5 separate regions of the Homo sapiens genome follow, and all the other regions are linked to region 5. Evidence: chromatin contacts called from ENCODE Hi-C or POLR2A ChIA-PET data. All regions are on one chromosome and are shown on one strand. Each heading gives the region's core, a stretch centred on a gene start or an enhancer-like site at or near the end of the contact. The rest is flanking DNA. Distances are from core to core; before and after follow the strand shown. Region 1 holds the start of COMMD10 (COMM domain containing 10). Region 2 holds the start of ATG12 (autophagy related 12). Region 3 holds the start of TMED7-TICAM2 (TMED7-TICAM2 readthrough). Region 4 holds the start of ISOC1 (isochorismatase domain containing 1). Region 5 holds the start of CEP120 (centrosomal protein 120).

Region 1 (2,701 bases), core at 56-2,555, 7.3 Mb before region 5:
TCCAGGTAGCTCTCCTGCTTACCTCTTTCCATTTCAATCATCATTCTGCTGACAGCAACCTTCAAAAATCCAACTCCCACTGCAAAATTTCTTTGGTTCAAAACATTTAATGGATAGAAAAAACATTTAATGCTTACCCATTTCTCACCAGATTAAGTGCACATGCCACAACCAGTCATTAAAGGCTTTTTCTAGTCTAAATTCCTGTTCTTCAAACGTCAAACCGCCCTTCTACTCTACTGACCTGAAACACACAGCCTCACCCTCCACATCTCTGCAGACCCACCGCATTTGCCACCTGCCCTAGGGAGCTTTTCCTGATCTTACCTCGGATGCCTTTCACTGCTCCCACATCTGAATTCCTTTAACTCACTCCATGTTTTTCTCAAAGGCAGACCAAGGTATTTATGCAAACATGGTGTCTCCCTAGTCTTGGGTGAGGTCTTTGACATCACTCACTGCAGCGATTCATCTCCCCTACTCTGCACTGTCAGACTCTAAAGAAGGGTGCAACAAATACTTGTCCATTTAGACTGCCGGCAAACCCTGAGGGCAGGAATTTTGGCCTTTTGTATCTCCAGTGCCTAGAACAGTGCTTGGTACACAGTAGGCACTCATTCATTGAACGTTGCTGAAGGAATTGAACGTACATACTACAAGCCCTGCAGATGCAGATACAGGAGGGGTTGACGGCACAGTGCTTAGGGTGGAACTGGAGGCACCACCTCTCCTGAGGGGTGATGCGCCGCTTCCTGGGCAGGCTCGGGGGAGCTCGCTCAAATGCCTGCCTCTCTGTAGCCCAAACGCTGGAAAAAAAAATACTCACAAATCACCTATCCAAGTATGTACACACAGGCTCACTTAAACCCGCCCTATTAAAAAAATATACACACGCACACACCATTTATCCAAGTATGTATACACGGGCTTGCTTAAACCTGCCCTATTAAAAATAATAATGTATATATTTATGCACGAACATACACACATATATCTATACAGGTCTGTACATAGACTTGCTTAAACCTGCCCTATTAAATACAGACACACACCCCTATCCAGGTATGTACATACATATATAATATATAAATATAAAGACATATATATGCACAGACTTAACTCCAACACGATTGGAGTGTCGGGAGGGCAACTGGGCTGCCCTCTCCGCCCTCCAGGACTGCGGGACAAGTCTCCCGGCGCCCGGGTCGCAGGAGACCCGGAGCCCTAAAACGGCCCCTGCGCGGCTTGGGCCTTCCGGCTTTCCGTCCGCCGCGGCCGCCATTGGCTGGGTTCGGCGCAGCTAACAGACGGCGGCAGTGCGAGAAAGCCGAAGATGGCGGTCCCCGCGGCGCTGATCCTACGGGAGAGCCCCAGGTAGCTGATCCGTTAAGCTCTTGCGGTAGCCGCGCCCAGGAAGGCCCAGATCGGGCTCGCACAAGGCTGTCCTTGCTGCCTGCCGCCTGGGCGCCGCGGCGGGCCCGGTTGAGTGGGGTGGGGTGGGGTGGGCTGCCGAGGTTGCGACGCTGCGTCTGCGGAGTGCGTGGGGCCGTGTAGCGCCTCTACAGTCACGGTGGTCCACCTGTGGGGCTCACAGTGCGCCTGGCAGCTGAGGTCTGTACGGAAGCGTGTGGTCTGCAAGCGTGGGGTCTGCGTCACTGTTCGCGGAGTTTGGTATCAGAAGTTCCCGGGTGCTGCCTTCAGTGCTGCCGAATCACGTGGAACGGTATTCCGTTTCCGATTTCAGTTCCGGTTCAGACACTCTGGTGGGAAAGGCTCACGCTGCTGCTGGAGGGTCTTTAATAGCCAACATGTGTTAATACCCCTTTTAAATCAGTATCGAATAGGGGACCGAATTTTTGGTTGGTAGAAGAATCTAGCCTGGCTTTGGTAGCATTTGCTTTTATTTGCATTTTAAACAGATTTTTAGTTAATTTCTACTTATGGTAGATAAAGTTGGTTGTCCATGGTAGTGATATAAAGCTCCCCTTTAACATTATTTAAGTAAAAAAAGACTCAATTTGTGAAAAAATAAGCAATAGTGCAGGTAGCGTGTGGATACAGAAAAAGTACTGAAGTATATAGGCAAAATAGTGTTCGGAAGTAATTTCTTTGTGCTTGGATTGGGTAGAAATCTTTCAGAAGAAAAGAGTTATTTTAAAGTTTTTCCTTCTTTCTGGATTCCTTTTGTTACCAGTGGAGGGTGTCCAGGTTCTTGGCGTCTTGAACAAAGAACTGGAGAAGACGCACAAAGAAAGCGAGGAAAGAATGAAGAAGACATTTATTGAAAATGAAACTACCCTCCACAGTGTGGGAGCTGCTTGAGCATAGGGGCTGAAGGGCCCCTACAGAATTTTTGGGAATTTAAATACCCTCTAGAGGATTCCATTGGTTACTTGGTGTACTCCCTATGTAAATGAAGAGGATGAAGTAAAGTTACAAAGTCATTTTCTCCGCCTATGCCATATGGAGAGGACATTTCTTGTCATAGCTGAAGTGGGAATCAGCTTTATGTTCCCAGCCTCCTGACCCTATTTTCCTGCCTCACTTTGGTTCTGATCGCCAGTTTCTTTCCTCATACCAGTGTCTTGGGGAACACCGCTACATCAGTAAACTGTATCCAATATGGTGCAGTATAGAATTGTTCTCATCACATCATTTAAAGTTGATTATTACAGGAAAGGTGCTGTGGCTCATGCCTGTA
Region 2 (2,771 bases), core at 1-2,500, 7.6 Mb before region 5:
GAGGCGGAGTTTCGCTCTTGTTGTCCAGGCTGGAGTGCAATGGCGAGACCTCCGCCCACTGCCACCTCCGCCTCGCGGGTTCAAGCGATTCTCCTGCCTCAGCCTCCCGAGTAGCTGGGATTACAGGCGCGCGCCACCACACCCATCTAACTTTTATATTTTTAGTAGAGATGGAGTCTTACCATGTTGGCCAGGCTGGTCTCGAACTCTTGACCTCAGGTGATCCACCCGCCTCAGCCTACCAAAGTGCTGGGATTACAGGAGTGAGCCACCGCGCCCGGCCAGAGACCACTGTCATCTTAAGACAGAACGGGGAAAACGTCTAAGGACGAAATCAGCCTCTCTGAATCGAGGATGCTTATATGCTGCTTTTCCCATAGGCAACTCTAACTCTAAACAGAGTGCTTTAGAACACGTAATTTTAGCAATCTCTTTTACAAAGGGAAACATTCTCAAGCAATAAAGGGTTGAGGATAGCTGACTCAAGCAATGAAATAACTCACAAAGGTTCCAAAATGTGTTTCTTAAAAAGGTAACATCTATGCCTTTAGCTTTCCCTTAGCAGTCTTCATTCTGCATAAGAATTTGGTTTTTGGTTTAAGGAGTGAATTCACAACCAACTGGGAGGGGGAAAAAAGCAAAAGCGAGTTAAGTTGGAAGGCATGAATTCTAATCCAGGCTTTGCCAATGACCACCCCTACCACCATAAAACATTACTCAAATAATTAGCTCCTGTGTTAAGTACCTGGAATTACCGAGACCCCCCTCCCCCCGCCCCACTCAGCTCCCTCCCTCCTTCAAAGAGCTCGCAGTCTGGCCAACTCAAAAAAATACAGTATAAAAATAAGTGTGGCAGCCAAGTATCAGGCCCTACACCGATAGACAGAGATGGTATTTTAACACTCAACTTAAAGGCCTTAAAAATCAAAAAGTACACTTCTTTTCTTCTGATGACTGGTCAAAATGCAGGTCTAGGACAGGCGCTCCTCTAAATTTTGCTTCTTTACTGGCCGCCACCCCTACTCGGATGCAATCTGAACCTCCCGCCTCTCTGCCCGGAAATAAATTCAGTTACTTTTTTTCTTGGTGTCGCCAGCAGGTTCCTCTGTTCCCGGGGAAACTGCAGCGGAAGACGGGGGCTCCGGGGTGGTTGTTTCTGGGGAGACATCCGTAAGTCCTTCCCCTCCAGCAGCAATTGAAGTAGGAAGCTGCAACACAGACTGCGGCTCCTCCGCCATCTTGCTTGGAGACACTCGAGAGCGGAAGTAGCGACTGAGCGCGTGCAGTGGGCGTGCTTTTCTCCAGGGAGCGTCGCAAAGGAGGCGCCGGAGTAGGGGGACGCAATTACACAGTGAAACTTGGTGTTCCCGGCTAGTCATTCAAATCGAAGCTGTCGCAGACCTCTGAACGTTAGTAACGCAACATGTGTTTCTCCGCGACTACAGACCTCGGGAGAGGAGCGGTGGGCAACGTGTCTGTGCTCGGTCGAATGCGCACACTCCAGTTAGGCCGCTGGCTCGGACCTAGAAATGTTTCCGCTTTCCTTAGTGCCTGCCCCGCCCAGGCCCCGCCCCTTGGGCCCCGCCCGACGGCTCGGGAGCGCGCGCGGTCGCGTGCGGGAGGGGGCGGGTGGGGAAGGATCGCAGGCGAGATTACGAGGCGAGGCTCGCGCGCCCGCCCCCGCCCTGGCCCCCAGTGCCCACCCGGTCGGCCCGGCACAGCCATGATCAAGGCGATCCTAATCTTCAACAACCACGGGAAGCCGCGGCTCTCCAAGTTCTACCAGCCCTACGTGAGTATCCAGCCGCCGCTGATCCGGGCGAGGGGGAGTCGTTGGCGACGGGCAGCGCCCAGCGCGGCTTTCTCAGAGCGACCCCCTCCGGCGCGCTGCGGCCCTTGTCCCGTCCCGGCCGCCTGGCGCTCGCCAGCTGTCAGCCTCCTGGTGGGTGTGGACAGGGTGCCCACCTCCCTGCCGCGCGGTCAGCCACCGACGTGGCTTTGCCCGGGCGGTTCCTCCGCCCGTCGGTGGGCTGCATGCTTTCCTGGCTGCGCGGGCGAGGCCCTGGAGACTTCCCGGGGCCCGGCCCTCGCCGATCGGGCAGCCGCAGCCCAGCCGCGCCGCGGAGCCCTGCGCCCAGTCCCCAAGAGCCCACCCCGCGCGGCTGCCTTCCTGCCGCCCGCGGCTGCAGTTAGCCCGGGAGGAGGAAGACGGCGTGGAACTCGTTCTTCTCGCCCCCCTCCGCCGACTCCCATCCTTTCCAGGTGGACTTCTTTCTGTTCTTTGGACAGATGGGCTACCGTTTTTCACTGTGGTCCTCTCATAGCACAGGAACTTTGGCTTCCTGCGTTTGATAACTGCACGTTCTGTACAGTCTCTCTTCTGCATGTTTCGATACGTGACAGACTGCCCAGTGTGACTTTCAGGTGTCTCCTTATTGAAAAGGAAGATATGTGAGGACCTAATATTTTTATCAGGCTTTTTACCAGCTGGCTGCAAATTATTTACCCTCGAAGTAACCGGCGACGTTTGTAGTTGACTGATTGGAGCTGTGGTTCTATACCTAAAAGTTATGATTTCAGCTTCTGGTTTGGCATTTTTCCACGTATGGGAATTTGCCCTCATTTATAGTTTTTTTCTATTTATGAAGAATAGTAGCATTTGTAGAACTTCTCTTTTAACGTGTAAATACTGTTTAGTATGGACAAGTGCAGGAGGCATTAAGGTAGTAGAGATAAGTGATTTGTTGATGATCGAGGAAGGGTTTTATAGA
Region 3 (2,771 bases), core at 50-2,549, 7.8 Mb before region 5:
CTTACCAAGGTGTTTATAGCTCATCCTTTAAAGTTCAGCTTAAAATAATTTTCCAAAGGAAGTCTTCCTTCATGGATCCTACTTACTGCTCTTAAGGCACAGTTCTGATGAATGAGCAGATACCAGTTAAGAAAAGCAGGGTGAGAGGGGAATCATGAATGATGGCAGTGACCCTATCTGTTTCGACCACTTCTGTACCACTGGCACCTAGTATTCAATAGCTACTCAAATGTTAAATGCGCCTACCAACCAAAATTGAAGCTCAGTAAAGACTGTTCTAACCAACCGAATAAACCACATTCTGTTAAAGTTTCTTTTTTATATAATCCCAAATATCAGAAGGGGCCTCTCATTTATCACAGCAATTCTTTCTACAACTCCCTTGGCAAATGGCCGTTCAACCTGTAATGGAGCTCTTCCAATGACAAGGACCGTATTAACCAACAGTCCTAATATTGGTAAAACTGAAAAGCAATGAAGTTAGACATTGGCAGCACTCCAAATCCAATTAAATTGGAGGTGTGGATTAGAGAGTAGAGGGTTGACACTGGGTACTACAGAGTATAAATGATTTTCTTTAAGGGAATCTTTTAAGGAAGAAAGTTCAATAGGCCTTAAAAATGAGATGGAAAGAAATGCTAAAGGGAGCATTTCTGGAATTCATATATTTTAACACCCGGTCTTAACATCTCTCACCCAAGGTTTATTAGAGGAAAGTCAAATGCTGGGCATCAGCTACCTAGAAGCGATTTTTGAATTAGCCTAAGAACGGGGAAACACGGACAGGAAAGTGCCATCCCTCAAGTTACACCCCCAATCCTGGAGCCGCGAGTTGGGGCCCAGGGACTGCTAGGCCCCTGATACCTGGAACTCCAGGGTGCACTTGGTGCCCTGAGCGATGTCCTCGTAGAAGCACTGCTTGGCGTTGTCAGGAAGCTCGAAGGTGATCTCAGAGGCGCCGCCGGGTCCAGGCACCAGTAGCAGCAGTGCGAGCAGCCTGCACCCCCAACGGCCCGCGACGGCCGCCCAGCGCTGCGCGGACCCCGGCCGCGGCATCCCGAGAAGGCGGCGGCGGCCTCAACCGAGCTGCGAGACGCAGGGTCAGGTCTGCGCGGACTCACCGCGCGCGGCAGGCCTCAGCGCAGGCCACCCCGCAAAGATACACAGCAGAGCAGGTTCACGCCTGTGGGAGATTCGGGATCAGAGCGACCCTCCGGCTTCCTGTGAGGGGCGCAGACGGGCGGACCTGGGGAGGTAAAAGAGAAGCGGAAAAGGCCTGAGAGGGTCGGAAGTGGGGATTAGCCTTTCGGGGGGTGAAGGGGCGGAGCCTGAGACACCGGCTCCCGTGACCCGGATGCGTTCTTCTCCGGGAACACGCGTTGGAGTGCGTACGTGGAAGCCCGCGAGGCGTTGGCTCTGCCTCCGTTGCAGCCTGGGACGAGGGGCGGGGCCAGAGTCGTGGGCGGAGAGGGGCGAGACCAGGAAACGGGGCGTGGCGGCCGCCGTGGTTACAGGCGGTTGGCGAGGGTAATTACGCTCCAATCACTGGCTTTTTTTGTTGTTTTTTTTTTTTTTTTTTTGAGACAAGAGTCTCGCCCTGTCACCCAGGCTGGAGTGCAGTGGCGCGATCTGCGCTCACTGCAACCTCCGCTGGGAACTTAGCGCTGGGGAGCATCTAGGGAGTGGTAAAGGGCTCATTTTGCCCTAGGGTGCTAATCGTTGGTGGTAGAGCGCTTTGCAATTTGCGGAGTTTTCTCATAAGTAATAATAAATATTTGGGGGAAGCAGCTGGGCAAGGAGCGCGAATTCTAAGAGCAGACTGCAGGAGTGCTTAATCCCTGCTTTGCCACGTACTGGCTGTGTGACGTCCGGCCACTTGCTTAAATTCTCTGCCTCAGTGTGTATCTGTAGAATGGAGATAATAGCACCTACCATAGAGAATTATTACAAAGTACCAATATTTGGAAAAAGTACCTAGAAGTGGTTGGTACATAGCAAGCACTAGATGAACTTTTGTTAAATTAAACGTCACAGTGCAATCAATACATTACATACCACAAGATAGGCAAAAATTTTAAGTGTAACAATAACAGATATTGGTCGACTTATAGAGCCACAAAACCTCTTATACACTGCTAGTGAAAAAGTAAATTGGTTAATCAAGTTGGAAAACAATGTGCCATTATCTAATAAAGTAGAATATATGTATACACACACAGAACACACACACCTATATACAGTGTGTGTGTGTGTGTGTGTATATATGTATATATATATATATATATATAGCCTGGAATATGTAGCCACAGCCTGGAAATTCCATTTTACATATATTTATGGAGTATATGCTTTAGAGCAGTGGTTCTCAAGTGTTGCTCTGAAGTCCCCAGAAGCCTCCTGAAACCCTTTCAGAGGGTATGTAATGATCTGTATGAAGCTGGATTTTCATTATATATTTCAACCAAAACAGCATAACAGATTGAATATCAAAGGAAATGAGCACCCAGCTTCTTCCTTAAATCTAGATATGAAAGATTTACAAAAATAAGGTCACTCTTCTTGCTAAATTTTTATTTCGAAAATATTTTTATTAAAAGATGTGTTATTTATGTAAATGTGTGCAGTGAGTTGAATTGTGTCCCCCTAAAAAATACATGTCCAAGTTTCAACCCCTCCACCCCTGTGAATATGATTTTATTTGGAAATAGGGCTTTTGCAGATGTAATTAAGTTAAGGCCCTCAAGATGAGGTCATCCTGGGACTTAGGGTGG
Region 4 (2,700 bases), core at 94-2,593, 5.7 Mb after region 5:
ATGGGATCTCTCAAAGTGTGATGAGAACCAGAAAAAAATGGCTATTTCTAGTAGCTTCGGTACAATTGAGCAAGAAACACCAAAGGATGGTCTTTTCATAACTTTAAAGCAGTGTGGTTCTCAAGTAGGGGGTATATTTGCCCTCTGGGGAATATTTGGCAATGTCTGGAAACATTTTTGATTGCCATAACTAGAGGGAGGAGCGGTCACTAGGCATCTAGCGGGAGTAGAAGCCGGTGATGCTGCTAAATATCCTGCAAATGCACAAGATGCCCCATCCCCAAGAAAGAGAAATGTCCATTCCAGAAGTCAACAGTGTCAGTTGGGAAACCCTGCTTTAAAGGTTATTTTCTTAGAAGAGGACAGCTTTAATACCTAAAATCTAATTTTATGTTTAGGCCCATGCCTATCTTCGCAGGACTCAATTCCAAGGAAATTCTGTTCATAATGCATGCTTTCTAATTCCAGTTAATTATAGCGCCTTACAGTGTGCAGAAGGCAGAGGATTGTTTTATTTGAAAGTGATCCCTTTTACTTACTTAAAAACAGATATCCTTAGTTTCAATATAAAGTTCAGATTTTTGCTTTTAATAGTATTTATATTCCCAAATCCAAGTCCTCCCAGAAATAGGTTGAGATGAAGGGAGGCCAGATATCAAATCCATTCCTAGAGATATTGTGTTCTGTGGGACCGAAAAAAGACAAAACTTGAACCTTGACTGGCCCTCTAAGGATTAAATTCTGCTGCTCTTCTTAGGGTATCTATCGGACTGTCCCTTTGGTTGTAAGATACCACTGCCATCTCGAGGAGGACTGCATGCTTCTGCACAGAGCCAACAGGTAACTCGTCCTGGCGGCTCTGTGTACCCAACCACAACCCTAGACTGCCAAGAACACTGCTCATTCGAAGGCGAGCGAAGCCGCGAAGAGGGCCAGCGTTAGGGGAAGGGTGGTACAAACCCTTGTGTGAGCTGCAGCACCGGGGCAAGAACAACGGGCAGCCCAGGCGGGTCTTGGGTCTGCGAGACCACTAGGCGTTCTGCCGGCAGTCAGAACCGCGGCAGAAAGGGCGCGAGCGGGGAACTGCGGGAACGCAGCGGCCCGGGAAGCTGGAGGGGGCGGACCCGGCCGGCGAGCGCAGGCGCTCCCTGGCTCACGCGCGCACCCCGGCCCCACCACCCACCCTTACGCCGCGGCCCGCCCTCCGGGGCGGGTAAGAGAGCGCGCGAGCAGCGGTCGTCAGGACACGCCCCTTCGCCTCCGCGAGCTGGCGGGCGGGCTGGCATCGCCGGGAGGCGGGGCCGCGGCAGCCGGCTGGGTGCGACTGGGCGGCCTCGGAGCTCGCAGACGCTCGGGGGAACATGGCGGCTGCGGAGCCGGCGGTCCTTGCGCTCCCCAACAGCGGCGCCGGGGGCGCGGGGGCGCCGTCGGGCACAGTCCCGGTGCTCTTCTGTTTCTCAGTCTTCGCGCGACCCTCGTCGGTGCCACACGGGGCGGGCTACGAGCTGCTCATCCAGAAGTTCCTCAGCCTGTACGGCGACCAGATCGACATGCACCGCAAATTCGTGGTGCAGCTGTTCGCCGAGGAGTGGGGCCAGTACGTGGACTTGCCCAAGGGCTTCGCGGTGAGCGAGCGCTGCAAGGTGCGCCTCGTGCCGTTGCAGATCCAGGTGGGTCCTGCGGGAGGCCGCGCGCTTCCCTGTTCCCGAGTCGTCCCCGTCCCCGTCCCTGTCCCCGCCTTCGCCGCGCTCCTCAGGTGCCCCGAGCCGCCCGGGACCCGGGCCCTGCGCGAGTGGCTGAGTCCGAAGGGCTGCGCGTCTTTCGCAAGTTCCGGGGCCGGCTGGGGAATGCCCCTGTCCAAAGGTGATGGTCACCAGCTGTCCCCGGCGGGGGCGTGGGCCTCGTAGCTGGTTTCAGCGCCCGCGAACGCCCCCACGTGTGTGGTCCTCGGTCGCCCGCATCCGCTTTTTATGCCAGGATCAGGTCCCAGCCTCCTGCGTAACCAAAGGGCTGTGCTGTAGTAGCTGTTTTTATTTTGGGGTGATGGGTGATGCAGAATGGGGGGAAATGAGATTGTGGGGAGTATTGGTCTTAGGGTTTGTTCCTAGAGTTGTGTTAACCACTTGCGGAAACGCAAACTTTGGGAGTCAAACCCATTCCCCCCCGCCTTCCCAGGCTCTCAGGTCCTTGGGCTTAAGAGTTCCCTAACCTTAAGCAAATAACCATTTGCTTAGCCTCCTCTTAGTAAAGTGTCTACTGACTTGATTACGTTTTGTCGTCTGCATTGAAAAAGTCATTTGACTCCATGATTGTAATTCCTTCTTGAATACAAATACCCAACTTAAGCTAGACCTTGAGTTCCTGGGCCTGCTGGCTGGGAAAGTTGTTCTACCTGAGGACTACTTAACAGCATTTATTTTAAGCTGTGCTCTCATGCTAGGCGGGTTAATCTTCCGCCCTCTTTAGGATCAGATTGTTCACTGGCGAATTTATATTTTGGAAAGGAAAGAATATAAGGTATAATTTAGGTAGTACACTGTCGATATCATTTCTTTAGCTGAGAAACTGATAAGTCATTTTTTCAGAAGACCAAACTGAAATGTGGGATTCGGGGATAAAAGGTATTTTAATATTTAAGTGTCATTTTCTTTCTTTTTTGTTTTTAGTTTTTATGGGCACATAATAGTTGTACATATTTAT
Region 5 (2,721 bases), core at 218-2,717:
AGGCCTTTATAAAACACTCTCCCATGGGGGAAAAAATGCAGCCAGGCTTCTGCTCTGGCTCAAGATGACTCCTTCTTAACATACTATTCGTAAAGTGTCCTCAATTCACCTGTTATCTCCTATGCCCTCCACTTTCTTGCAAATCTGTTCTCCAACCACACTGAATTTAACCAATGTTTACTGAGTGAATTTAATTAAGCAAGGCAAAACGTGTCTTGCTTTTCCATACTTTAAGTGCTCCCTGCTCTTCTCTTTGCCTGGAATGCCCTTCCTTTTTTCACCTGACAAATTCCTAATCATCTGTAGGACCCCAAAAAATGCCACCTCCTCTAGTGAAACTTCCGCAGTTTCCTTAGACAGAGGTGGTCATTCATTAGGGTCTTCCACATCCTGATGAATTATTTGCTGACACACTCTCCTTGCTACATCCTTAGCTTTTTAGAATCAGGACTGTTTCATTCTTACATTCCCAGCACAGTGTCTGACACTCAATGAGTCCCAATAAACCAATGTCATTCATCCAAAACACACCTTTTAAGGAATGTATAATACACCCTCTTAAGAACTGTAGTCCCCTGAGTCCTCCAGCAAGACGTGTAAAGGGAATTGCCTCCGGAACACTTCTGGAATCGCAGGAAGCCTGTATTCAAGTCAAAGCTCTTACAAGTGCTATTATTGGGAACCGCTGATCAGAACGCGCTTCTCAGGACCACGTTCAGCTCATATATAAAAGCCATCGACGTGCTGCTTTGGATGAAAATCGTTTTCTCTAGATTCTCTGGGGCTACGGCTAGTCACGCTAAATATCACTTATCCCTAATAGCGCTCATATCCCTGGAGAGATTTTTAAATCAATTGCCTAACAGACCTCACTACGTACAACTTTGAACAAGTCTGTGGGGACCACAAAAGCACAGATGACAGGGTTCTTAAGGTTAACAAGGCCTCGGTCCCACACTAAGCTTTTAAAACTCGGGAGGCAGCAGTTGCAAAAGCAAGCCTCAGGCTGCTCACCTTCTAGGATGGACACGACGATGAGCAATTGGTCGGATTTGGAGACCATGGTTGCGGTGAGCGGTCCGGGGGCGAAGGCGGCTGGGGGGAAGTGAGGTCCAGTTGAGTCGCGGGTAATCCGGGACCCCCGGCGGGACCCCCACTGCCCGCCCCCGGTCCCTGATGCCCGGACCCCGCTCCGCAGCCAGGTCCCACCGCCGTCTGCTGCAGCGCGCCCGGCTCCTCTGCCTCGGGCCGCCAGCCCAGATCCTAACTGTGCCCCGACTCAAGGAAAAAGCCACGCTGCAGCCCTGCCAGTCTGCAAGCAGAGACAAGCCCGCCACCCGAGGACCTTTTGCCGCCTGCGTAGCCGCTTTTCAAACGCCCGGGCGGCCGCAGCGGCCGCCGCCGCGCCCAGCTTCCGCCTAGCAACCAGGCCCGCAGGCCCAGTGCCCAGGGGAGGTTGGAGGACAACGGGTGATAGAGACAGAGCAGTCAAGGCTAGAACGCCCGTCAGCGAGCTTCGCCTCCCGCCCTTTTACGCTCTGTTCCAGAGCCCTAAGGAGGACGCCTTCATTACCTCACAGCGCCCTCTGCTAGCCGGACGAGGAGAGGCGGGCGACTTGGTGTGGGACCAGCTGCGCAAGCGCACTACTGCTGTAAACGCTTCCTGAAGCTGCGTAGCCTTTAAGGAGCGTGAGTGTAGCGTATTACCTGCTTTATGCTTCAGCCACAACCTGAGAGTTATATTAGTGGGGATTAAAAAAACAAAAAAACCTAGCTTAGTTGACGTACCCAGTGTCAACACTGCTTAAAAAATTAAATCACAAAAAAATAATGACTTAAATCTAAACTCTAAAGTCCCTAAATCGTGCTCACGCGGCACCTCAAATTTCCGACCTTTGAAAACAAGTAGCTTCAATACGGTAATTACTGTACTTGTTAAAGCTGACGTAAACTCCCCGAGAATTTCCTGTCCCTTAGAAATTACCCCTAAAACAAAAACACTGTCACGTGGGCAATGAAATATAAAGGTTCTTCCACCCCCGATGACAAAGTTATTAGCAAACTCAAAACCAAAAATAAACAAGGCATTGAGGTGCTGTCTGCCGACCCTTTCCCCTTAACGTCTCCCAAATTCAGATTTAAGAAACGGTTCAAGACTTGTAAAGGGAACGGCCTCCTAAACACTACTCAAATTGCAAGAAGCATGTATTCAAGTCAAAGGCAAAGTTCTTTTGGAGGTTATCTAGCTTGAAACTTAAATAACCGAATTGGTTGGAGCGATCGTGGACACTATTAAGTTTGGGAAAAATTCTGCTTCGGAAAACAAAAGTAAATCATAATAAAATAAAGCTGCAGAGATAGCACTAGGTAGTGGACATAAGTGCGGCTTCTCCTATTACTTTCTGGTTTTGTAAATTGAGAAGTTGTTTTGAGAGCAAATATAATATCTCGCTGTTTTCTTTTTCTTCTATTGCTTCCTTGTTTTGGAAATTTAGAAGTTATTTTGAGAGCAAATAATATAATATCACTATTGTTTTCTTCTTCCTCTTCTTTATTCTTCCTTCTTTGCTTTCTGCCCAAAAGAAAAGGAGGAATATGTAGAGATTGGACTAATTACTTCTAAGGCCCTTTCAGGTCCTATCACAGGCATTCTTAAAATGAAGCACTATTCAATGTAAAATCAAAGTAATGATCTACTTTGGATTCATCATTGAACAATGC

What was found. Hi-C counts contacts between places; a loop is a spot of excess contacts on that map. ChIA-PET counts read pairs that join two places held with the same protein, here RNA polymerase II (POLR2A). Pooled maps may share reads with other maps.
Region 1: a map of CD8-positive, alpha-beta T cell shows a loop between it and region 5 (11-fold over the local background). The contact joins the promoter of COMMD10 here to the promoter of CEP120 in region 5. A Hi-C loop is called at or near these places in 1 of 168 maps with a recorded cell type or tissue (CD8-positive, alpha-beta T cell) and 4 of 50 pooled maps. POLR2A ChIA-PET finds 5 or more read pairs at or near these places in 1 of 52 experiments (CD4-positive, alpha-beta T cell).
Region 2: a loop to region 5 is called in a map of naive thymus-derived CD4-positive, alpha-beta T cell, with 25 times the contacts of the local background. The contact joins the promoter of ATG12 here to the promoter of CEP120 in region 5. A Hi-C loop is called at or near these places in 2 of 168 maps with a recorded cell type or tissue (CD4-positive, alpha-beta memory T cell and naive thymus-derived CD4-positive, alpha-beta T cell) and 7 of 50 pooled maps.
Region 3: a loop to region 5 is called in a pooled map, with 8 times the contacts of the local background. The contact joins the promoter of TMED7-TICAM2 here to the promoter of CEP120 in region 5. A Hi-C loop is called at or near these places in 2 of 50 pooled maps.
Region 4: a loop to region 5 is called in a map of CD8-positive, alpha-beta T cell, with 18 times the contacts of the local background. The contact joins the promoter of ISOC1 here to the promoter of CEP120 in region 5. A Hi-C loop is called at or near these places in 5 of 168 maps with a recorded cell type or tissue (B cell, CD4-positive, alpha-beta T cell, CD8-positive, alpha-beta T cell and 1 more) and 9 of 50 pooled maps. POLR2A ChIA-PET finds 5 or more read pairs at or near these places in 1 of 52 experiments (CD4-positive, alpha-beta T cell).

The regions. Positions count from the first base shown.
Region 1 is chr5:116,083,720-116,086,420 of GRCh38, forward strand. It overlaps COMMD10 (COMM domain containing 10), which reads left to right and starts at 1,306. Exons shown (of 7, transcript NM_016144.4): 1 at 1,306-1,374. The coding sequence starts at 1,334. RefSeq lists enhancers at 1,100-1,259, 1,553-1,847.
Region 2 is chr5:115,840,315-115,843,085 of GRCh38, forward strand. It overlaps ATG12 (autophagy related 12), which reads right to left and starts at 1,251. Exons shown (of 4, transcript NM_004707.4): 1 at 1,076-1,251. The coding sequence starts at 1,238. It overlaps AP3S1 (adaptor related protein complex 3 subunit sigma 1), which reads left to right and starts at 1,621. Exons shown (of 6, transcript NM_001284.4): 1 at 1,621-1,792. The coding sequence starts at 1,724. RefSeq lists enhancers at 114-614, 618-1,519, 908-1,207, 1,218-1,267, 2,258-2,467 and silencers at 1,498-1,877, 1,978-2,167.
Region 3 is chr5:115,624,737-115,627,507 of GRCh38, forward strand. TMED7-TICAM2 (TMED7-TICAM2 readthrough) reads right to left here and starts at 1,300. Exons shown (of 4, transcript NM_001164469.4): 1 at 865-1,300. The coding sequence starts at 1,056. It overlaps TMED7 (transmembrane p24 trafficking protein 7), which reads right to left and starts at 1,300. Exons shown (of 3, transcript NM_181836.6): 1 at 865-1,300. The coding sequence starts at 1,056. RefSeq lists a silencer at 956-1,025 and an enhancer at 1,196-1,365.
Region 4 is chr5:129,093,406-129,096,105 of GRCh38, forward strand. ISOC1 (isochorismatase domain containing 1) reads left to right here and starts at 1,344. Exons shown (of 5, transcript NM_016048.2): 1 at 1,344-1,670. The coding sequence starts at 1,362. It overlaps LOC124901060 (a long non-coding RNA gene), which reads right to left. Exons shown (of 2, transcript XR_007058926.1): 2 at 1-1,994. RefSeq lists a silencer at 962-1,741.
Region 5 is chr5:123,421,936-123,424,656 of GRCh38, forward strand. CEP120 (centrosomal protein 120) reads right to left here and starts at 1,468. Exons shown (of 20, transcript NM_001375405.1): 1 at 1,015-1,468. The coding sequence starts at 1,063. RefSeq lists an enhancer at 734-1,679 and a silencer at 1,009-1,168.